Linked DNA regions of Homo sapiens: region 2 is linked to region 1. Evidence: read pairs that join two places in POLR2A ChIA-PET (ENCODE). Cell type or tissue: GM12878. All regions are shown on one strand.

Region 1 (5,000 bases):
CGTAAGCCACCACACCCAGCCAAAATTGTTTTATTATTATATTTTAGAGACAAGCTCACTGTAGCCTCGAACCCCTGGGCTCAAGAGATCCTCCACCTTAGCCTCCCAAGTAGCTGGACTATGGGCACAGGTGCACACCACCACACGTTGGTGATTTTTCCAGTTTTTTTGTAGAGATGGGGCCTCACTACGTTCCCCAGACTAGTCTGGAGCTCCTGGGCTTGAGTGATCCTCCTGTCCCTGCCTCCCAAAGCACTGGGAGTATAGGCATAAACTACCGTGCCTGGCCCCTTCCCATCCTTGTTCCGGTGTTCTGACATTCTTGGTTCTCCCCATTCCAGAGCCTCTTACCGGCTCTGTTGGGGAAGTCTTGCTGCTTCTTGGCTTTCCCCACAGTTACCTTGGGGTTCCCTTTCTTGGTTCTGCAAAATGTGTCGCCTCTGGGCCATCTGCTTCTCAGCTTCCAAAAACTGTGTTTCCCTCATTTCCCTCTGTTCTCTTTGTCTTTGTGCGATTATGCTTGGAAACAACAACAACAACAACAACAACAACAACAACAACAACAACATCCCCGCGTGTATTGTGGTTTCAGTGGGCTTTCAGTAGGAAATAAAAATAAGTGTGTCTTTTTGATATGATGTTTTTACCCTTTCATTTTTATCTTTGTGTTCACAGCGTTCTGAATCACCTCTGCCATTCTTCCCTGCTGCTCACACCCTTCCCCCTGCTCAGGGTCCTCCTCTTGTGCCCTGTCCCTCTGGTCTGCTCATTCTGCTAAAACCTCCCCATGAAGACCTTTCCAAGTGAGAGTGATCTTTCCTTCCTGAATTCACAAAACATTTTTTTTTTGGTGTAGTTTTCTTTGAACACGTGGTCTACCTCTTTTTTATGACTTATATTTTGTCAGATAAATTTTATTTTATTTTTGAGATGGAGTCTCACTCTGTTGCTCAGGCTGGAGTGCAGTGGTGTGATCTCAGCTCACTGCAACCTCCGCCTCCCAGGTTCAAGTGATTCTCCTGGGACTACAGGAGAAAGAGGAGCTGGGACTACAGGCGCACGCCACCATGCCTGGCTAATTTTTATGCTTTTTGTAGAGACAGGGTTTCATCATGTCGGCCAGGCTGGTCTCTAACTCCTGACCTCAGGTGACCCACCTGCCTCAGCCTCCCAAAGTACTGGGATTATAGGTGTGAGCCACTGCGCCTGGCCTGTCAGATAAATTTTAATTTCTGATGTTGGGTGATGATTGTTTCTTTGCCTTCATGCAATGCTTTGCATGTAGTAAATACTCAAATTTTTTTTTTATCAACATAGATTTTTTTCAGTGATCTTTTTCTGGTCTTAAGTTAGACAGGATATTGACCATTGCTGTATGCCATGGTTAATGAAAAAGTAGGGTGCTATTTCTAGTTGCAGATACTTTTCTTGAAATTTGCACATGTGGGTAATATGCGGAGCCTATGCATTATACATGTCATAACTCACAAAAGCTCGCCTTAGGACTTTGCACTGTTTTCTCTTACCACATCCTGGAGTAGAGTGGGCCTCAGCATTCCTTGCAACTTGCATCTTGTAGAGTTACCTCTGCTTCCATTCTTAGTCTTAGGAAATGTTTTGTCTAGCACTAGGCAAGGTGAAGTTGATGTTCTTTATCTGAATAAGAGCAGTGATTCTTCATGTGGTTTTGTCTCCAGGTTTCTTCGGTGGGTTTGGACCTATCCTTGGGAGCCTTGCCCCATGAGGACATTCACTGCTTGATCATCTATTTGATGGATGAACTCTGCCCCTCGTTTATTGCTGTGTGTGATGGACTTTTGGTTGTCATAATACACAATTATTGTTAGTGTTTAACTCTTTTGTTATTTTAAATGGACATATCCTGAATGAGAAACATTCTTCTTCTTTTTTAGTTGAATGTTCTGTCATGTTTGTTTATTCACCCAATGACTGATACAATTATTGTAGAATTAGAATTTATTGGTAGTATAAAAAGTGGCTTATCATAACTTTTATCTTCCCCCTAAGAGACGGGGCCTCACTCTGTTGCCCAGGCTGGAGTGCAGTGATACAATCACAGCTCACTGCAGCCTTGAATTTTTGTGCTCAAGGGATCCCCCTGCCTTAGTCTCCCAATTAGCTGGGACTGCAGGTGTGGGTCACTATGCCTTGGCCTTCTAAAGTTCTGGGATTACAGGGATGAGCCATCATGCCGGACCTTATCACAATTTTTTGCTCAGCTACATTTCTGAGTGTCTATGGACTGGACAGTAGAGATTCCTACTGTTATTATTTTAAACTTTTTAATGCAAACTACTACAAAGTGGAATCAATAAGTATGCGCTAACTTTTTCTCACTGGATACTGGACTCTTCCCTTGAAAATAAAGCAAGTCCTCTGTTCATTGAAAGAGAATTATGGTATGAAAGCTGCCAGTTAAAATTTCCCAAGAGACCACTGTTCTACGGAGTTGTATTTTTCAGTGGCAAAAATATCCTTCCTGGTTTTTAAACTCTTGTGGGAGGAGGTCATTTTTATATGTTTATTTTTTATGTTTTATTTATTATTTTTTTATTTTTAATGCAGCATGCTCTGTTGGGGTTACTGTTGATCTCCTGCTCAGTTCTTTTCAAAACGTCATATCCATTCAGCACATTTTTGTGGAGTGGCATTTAATAAGTGGCAGCCTGATATTTGCCTTGGCATGATGTTATCATGATTGCTTGGCATAGCTGACTGTTGAGTCAGGACCCCTCCGGAGGCAGGAGTCAACCATTGACTCTCAAAATTAGAAAAGCCTTGATCAGTTAGTTGGAGGATTACAAGCCAAGTTTATAGAGTATTTCAAAGAGAGGGTAACATATTCTGCTGATAGACCAAATAAGATGAGGACAGACAACAGACTTTTGTGTTAAGCATCGTGGAGGCTGCTGTGGATATGATGGAAGAGGAAGCCTGATTGGAATGGGGTTATGGGAGGAAGACACACTTGAAGCAAGTATAGACAATTTTTAAAAAAAATTTGCTGTGAAGATCATCAAAGAATTGGTATAATAACCGGAAGGTAAAGTAGTGTCAACAAAAGGTTTTGTGCTGCATATGTAAAAATAATTCACAGCCTTTAAAGGCTCACGCTTGACACCTGACTCTATCTTCCATACGATTGTGGTTTTTAGGAACATTAACAGTGGGACAGGCTGGGCTCAGTGGCTCATGCCTATCATCCCAGCACTTTGGGAGGCTGAGGTGGGAGGATTGCTTGAGCCCAGGAGTTGGAGGCTGCATTGAGCTATGATTGCACCATTGTACTTCAGCTTGGATGACAGAGCGAGACTGTCTCTAAACAAAAGAAAACAGTGGGCTGGAGTTAGACTGCTGATCTGCTTTGGGGGTGTGATGGTCAGGAAAAGCTCTTGGAGAAGAGGATGCCTGAGAAGTCTTGATGGACAGACAGGGCTGGCCTGGAGGGTAAGGTGTGGTCCAGGCATTGGAGGCCTTGGGCACAGAGTGGGGGGAAAATGGTGCAGGGCCTAACAGGCTGTGAAAGGGAAAGTGCTGGGGAAAAGGTGGAAATGTAGCAAGTTCTGAAGGATGAAGTTATGAGGTTGAGAAAGTCCATAGGTGCGGATTTATTTCCAAGGGGTGGCTACAAATATTATATAAAGGCTGCAGATAATGATCTCATCTGGAGGGAGTGAACAGGATTAGGAGGCTTAAAGAATGGTTTCATAAGCCACATTTTGGAGGTTGGTGTGCTTGTGTGTGTGGAAGTATTTTAGAAACGAAAGTTGATATTTAAGTTGATTGGGTCACCCTTGAGCTTGCTTGGTGGGAAGAGGTGGGCAGGATGTGGCTATTCTAAGTGGCCAGGGGACACCTCTTTCTTATTCACCCCCAGGACATTATTTCCAATTTTCCTTGAAGAGGAAATACCATTTACCATCAGTAAATGGTTTTGGGACTTCATTCTTTGGGGACTCAACACATCTGGAGATGCCAAATTCTGGAGCTGTCTCAGTGGCAGGTGTCCCAGGGACTCCTGGATGATGTTGTAATTGGGATTCATGTGCAGTCAGAATAGGCCCCACAAATGAAGAGGATGCCAACGTGTGTGTGTGTGTGTGTGTGTGAGTGTTTGTTTTACAAACTTACTCTCTGTGTTCTAGATAAATGATTCCTTTCATAGAGGTCCAGATAGATGAGGGTGCAGAGGAACTCTGTTACTTGCAAAATGGTTTTAACGGTAATGTTTAATAACTTTGAGGATTAAGGTCTGAGTTACTTGCTGTGCTGGTTAAAAAGTGACAAGGATTGGTCATTCTGCATTTTTAAAATAAGTGTTCCGTTTCAGTGATACTTAGGCATGCTTTGTTAGAGATGGACTTGGAGAGCTTCTTAATAATATGGATTCTCCCCGCACCCCTGCTCCAGGGTCTTAGTCAGTAGATCTGGAACAGGGTCCAGGAATCTGTATTTTAACTCTTCATTAATCATTAGCCTCCTTCTTCCAATCTTTGCTTCAGGAAAGAACTGTATCAAACATCATCTTTAGGTATGAAGAATGGAGGATTGAACTTCTGGATAGCAATTGTGTTGCAGAATGAAAGCAGTAGGGAATGGTGAAACATGCAATTTAGTATATTTTCATCTGAATATGTACGTAAGAGTGATGTAGAAGTTCAGAAACACACAACTATGTTTCTTCTTCAGATCATTTGAAAGCAGAGTTTTAAGGATTTTAAAATATACGTACACCATATAGAAGTGTATAAAATTTAAAATGATGTCCTTTTTTTTCCTTCTCCTCAATCCCACTGCAGGATAACCACTGCAAATTTTGAGGGGGGTGTGTGTGTGTGTGTGTGTTTACGCATTTTAATATGTGTGTGTGTGTGTGTGTGTGTGTCATTTTGTCTCTGTAAAAAGAGGCTCAAGCCACACAGGATGTGCTTTGTTCACTACGGTCTTGTCAGCATCCTTCTGTGTCCCTATCTTTAGAC
Region 2 (5,000 bases), 76 kb before region 1:
CTGAAGGCTGCTGGAGGATAAAGCTCTAACTCAAGAGCCGTGGATGTGGTGGTAACTTGGCAGCAGTCTCTTTCCCAAAGGCCTCCTTGCGGGAGGGAGGGCAGTGCTCATCTTAATTTTCTGGTCTCTTTCCTAGACTCACCATCATTCCTCAGGGAATCAGTTGATTAATTAACAAATGCTTGGCTGGGTGAGGTGGCTCACACCTGTAATCCCAACACTTTGAGAGGCTGAGACAGGAGGATCATTTGAGCCCAGGAGTTCAAGACCAGCCTGGGAAACAAAGCAAAACCCCCATCTCTTAAAAAAAAAAAAAAATTAGCTGACTGTTGTAGTGCATGCCTGTAGTTCCAGCTACTCAGGAGGCTGAGGTGGGAGGATTGCTTGAGCTTGAGAGTTTGAGGCTGCAGCGATTGCACCACTGTATTCCAGCCTGGGTGACAGAGTGAGACCCTGTCTCTAAAAAATAAAAATTATCCAAATGTCTAATGAGCATCTACTGTATACCTGGTGCTGCACTGTGAGGATGCCCTCTAAGAGCCCCCTGTGCGGGGAGAGAGAGGTTGTATAAAATGTTTGCAAAGGTGGAAATGGAGTAGGAGACACATATGTGAGGACATGGGGCTGCAGGGAAGGCCTTCTCAACTCCTCTCAGGCTGATGGTGAGTTAGAGACCAGCCAGGGAAATTGACATCTGAGGCAGATCTGGCTGAGTCCACCAGGGGAAGAGGGTGGGATGGTGGAGGGAAGGGGCTTGAAGGACTGAGTGTAGAGTCCTTTGTCACATAGGAAGATGTCCGTGCTTTGTGAGCAGGCAGGAGTCTTCGAAGGTTCCAAAGCAGGGAAATGACATAAGACTACTGAAGGCCAGGCATGGTGGCTCACGCCTGTAGTCCCAGCACTTTGGGAGGCCGAAGTGGGTGGATCACGAGGTCAGGAGTTTGAGACCAGCCTGGCCAACATGGTGAAACCGTGTCTCTACTAAAGATACAAAAAAAAAAAAAAAAAAAAATTAGCCAGACATGGTGGCACATGCCTGTAAGTCCAGCTATTCAGGAGGCTGAGGCAGGAGAATCGCTTGAACTTGGGAGGCAGAGGTTGCAGTGAGCTGAGATTGTGCCATTGCACTCCAGCCTGGGCGACAGAGTGAGACTCCATCCCCCACCCGCCCCCCCCCCCCACAAAAAAACACGACTGAAAATACTTGGAAATAGTCTCCTTAATTTGTTTTTTTTTGTTTTCTTTTTCCACCAATGGTGGAATTCGGATGGGAGGAGGCTTCTAATTTTCTGCTCACAATGTTGTTCCTTCACTAGTTTGAAGATTCTTCTGTTGTGAAAGACCAAGAGAACATATGATTAGTTAATAGGAGCTGTATTCTATCTGTAGCTTATCTCTTCCTGGCCCCAAATATAGCTTAAAACCTTGCTGTCCTTCCTCTGCTTACTAAAAAAAAAAAAAAAATTGTTCAAGAACTTCAGCTAATTCTGGATTTGTCTTCTGACAAAGTTCCCTGTGGTTCATACCACATTTTTGTTTCCTCCCTGGCCATGTGCTGGCCCCTGAAGTGTTTAGATCTGCTGTTTTAAAAACTGAGCTCCCTAGCCAGTCAGATTAATTGCTTTGGATCATGCCATTCTGTCTTTCTCAGATTGTCGTATGTTAGTGTCTCCTGTGCCACATAAATAGTAATCTCTTGTAGGTGTCTGAGGTATATTTTTCTTGGACTTGTCAAAATTAGTTCTCAGAGCTTAGAGATGGTGTCCTGCTGGGTTTATTGTTCCCTTGTCTTCTTGTTACTAGTTCCAAAATTATATTCTCACTTTCTTCCAGGGTTCTTGGCTGCCTAACTGATCAATTCTTTTTTGGTCAGAGTTATGGATGAATTTTATTGGCTTCGTACTTTTCCAAAATTTCAACCATGAGCCTATAGGGTTGTATATATAAATTTTTAGTAGAGACAAGGTCTTACTGTGTTGCCCAGGCTGATCTCGAACTCCTGAGCTCAATCAATCCTTCTGCCTTGGTCTCCCGAAGTGCTGGGATTACAGGTGTAAGCCACCATGCCTGGCCATATATTACTTTGTAAAATGAACAAAGTTATTAATTGAAAAGCATGAAGGTGGTGAGGATGATAGCTTTGCTTATTGCTTTTTCAGAGGTGGGTCAAGAGTTCTTATGATATGTCTTTTAAATTCTAGAATAATACCTACAGATTTCTCTTTACATCTTGATTCTGTACAAATTTGTGTGGTTTAAAAAAATGAGAGAGTTCTCTCCACTTCTTTGGTTTCTTTAGGCAGTAAGTGACAAACTCTCATAGCAATACTTCATCTACTTTGCTTTCCTTTATATTTGCACCCAAATTTCTTCATTCTCTCACGCATATATCTCTTGTAGTAGATTGTTTGGACAAAGGGCACCTTGAACTGGCAGCCTTGCATTCTGCTTGCCTGCCCAGGCTTGGTCCTGTAAGGAGACTTGTCCTTTCTTTTTGTTTGTTTTTTGAGATAGGGTCTTGCTCTGATGTCCAGGCTGGAGTGCAGTTGTGCATCACAGCTCACTGCAGCCTCAAACTCCTGGGCTAAAGTGATCCTCCTGTCTCAGCCTCTCAAGTAGCTGGGACTGCAGGCACACACCACCATGCCTGGCTAGTTTTTTTGCAGAGATGAGGTCTTGCTTTGTTGCCCAGGCTGGTCTCAACTCCTGACCTCAAGCGATCCTCCTGCTTCAGCCTCCGAAACTGTTGGGATTACAGGTGTGAGCCACCATGCCTGACTGATTTGTTCCTTTTGGTGGTCAATCTTGGTTCAGTAGTATATAAATTTAGAGTGCTGCTGTATTTTGAGCAGCTGCTCTGTCATATGAGCTTGAAATATTGGGTTCTATGCTGCTTCTATGTTGTGTAAGTCTCCAAACTGAAAGGATTTGTGACTTTAAAAAATGCCCACTTTTGCTCATATTTTTTGTTTCCTTTATTTGTTTGGCACTTGTTTTCACAGCGGTGACTTCAGAGCACAATTACTGAGAAACCTTGAGTGTTGATGTAAATCCTCCACTGGGTTCTACTATTACATACATCTTCGTAACTAGGTAAACTTCCAGGAGTCACTGAAATTTGGTATCTGTAAATGAAAAATTATATCAAATACAGATACCAGTGAAATTGCTAGATTTCATTGATGATTTCAGTTCAGTATTCTAAAGTCTGGATGTCACTTAGTACTTGGCAGGATTGCAAAGCAATGACATATGTGCATGCAGGTAGTTTTAATTCAAGCCAATTGTGAGAAGGATGTTTTATTGGTATAAGATCAGTGTAGTGTTGAGTTGGTTGTGGTTTTCAATTGCTGCTTTTGTTTTGGTTTTAAATTATAAATTAGTTCATTTGTCTTTATCATCAGTTTACAGTTGCATTGTGTCATGTGCATTTAACTTATACTAATTCAAGTCTCAATGTTTGCTTAAAAATAATTAACAATATGTATTTTTTTCATGCAACATCTCCTTAAATACAGGCCAGATGCGTTTCTTCTGGTATTCAACCATAGAAACAGCAATCCCTTCCAATGCTGCAGGAAAATTGGCAGGGTTAGGCTTTGTGAAAGGTAATGCAGCACTCAGAAAACCACATGTGCTTACTGTGTGTGCTATTTAAGTAATTTTCAAGGATAATTTTGTCTTAACCTTAGCCTTGATTTTAGAAGCCAAGCCTTGCCTAAAAGGTGACTCCGTGCAGTTTGTGGAGAGTTCTTTGGCCAGATCTATAGGATGTAGTGCTGTGTTTTTAGCATCAGTAGTGCTTTGGAGTTATAATTTCCTAATAATGAGAATTGAAGTCAGGTATGTTTTGCTGTTAAAATATGACTCATTTGTGACTCTGTTTCTAAATAGGTGTGTATTTTCTCCCCTCTGTTTACGTGGTGATAGTCCATTTTTATCACTGAGTTTGTTCTAGTGGAAAGCAGTAGTGGGTGAGAAATGTGGACTGTGTTTAGTAACTTGGAAAGCCACTGGCTTAAAGTAAAGCACATTTTATTTCCCAGAGGTGGGAGTCCTTGGGGGTAGTGATAATGTTGGTTTACTTCTGAACATTTATCCAACTAATCAGTGATGGAATTAAGTCTCTATTATTCTTTCATATTATGAAAGCTTCTAATTGAAAATGCAAAACAATTATGAGGCACTTTAACCCCATCAAGTTTATGAGAAGAACATTAAGTGCCTAGTGGATGTTTGCCCAAAGGACCCAAGTGGGCAATTCACAAAGGAGGGAATTAACCAGTAAAAAGCCACAGAAAAGCACCGAATAAACCTAGTCTTCAGAGACTCAAAAGTTAAAATATTATCCTATATCCTGTTAAATTGGCAAAACCAAAAATGATTAACATACCTGACGCTGCAAAGTCACAGTGGCCTGGTGCATTTGGACGTTGTTGGTGATGTTGTGTAAAAGACTGCATCTTCTCGGAACAGCAATTTGGCATGATTATCAAGATCTACAAAAATGTTCATGCCCTTGCAGTCCTCTGTAATACTTGTTATCCCTAGGGAACTGAAATTATGGGTAAGGATATTCAGTCCCACATTATTTAATTTCCGAAACCATTAGAATAGCTTCAGAAGTTCAACAAGAGGAAAATGGTGAAGTCAGCCACGGTTATTCATTAGAAGAAACAACATAGAGTCTATATAGCAGAATGAAACATGCTTGTACTAGGCCAAGTGAAAAAAGGTAAAACATTAAATGAACACTGATGAGAACAAGGTTAAACATGTTATAACTAACATAATATCTAAGTGTTATTAGTTGTGGGGCAAGCGTTTATAGATGTATTTTCTCTTTTTTTGTTTATAATTAAATTCCTCATCAAAGTAAAGAGAACATTAAAGAATTAGATAAGGCTATGGTAGGATGAAAATGAGATGCTGGGATGACTTTGTTTTAAATCCAAGGAGATGTGTCAGCTGTTTTTGGTGTGCCGTGTGGTTCTACAAAC

The links. Peaks named below come from ENCODE experiments on the same cell type or tissue, not always from the same donor. Only the 100,000 strongest peaks of a DNase experiment are listed, where the experiment ranks them.
Region 2: POLR2A ChIA-PET joins it to region 1 with 10 read pairs; 5 of 35 experiments call an interaction of 5 or more read pairs at or near these places.

What each region holds. Positions count from the first base shown.
Region 1 is chr10:34,696,902-34,701,901 of GRCh38, reverse strand. The region is part of intron 1 of PARD3 (par-3 family cell polarity regulator); the gene reads left to right. Among named protein-coding and RNA genes, the nearest start is that of PARD3, 120 kb to the left of the region's middle. In GM12878, no CTCF peak of the experiment used is centred here; no DNase peak of the experiment used is centred here.
Region 2 is chr10:34,773,016-34,778,015 of GRCh38, reverse strand. The region is part of intron 1 of PARD3 (par-3 family cell polarity regulator); the gene reads left to right. Among named protein-coding and RNA genes, the nearest start is that of PARD3, 40 kb to the left of the region's middle. In GM12878, no CTCF peak of the experiment used is centred here; a DNase peak (open chromatin) is centred at 2,805.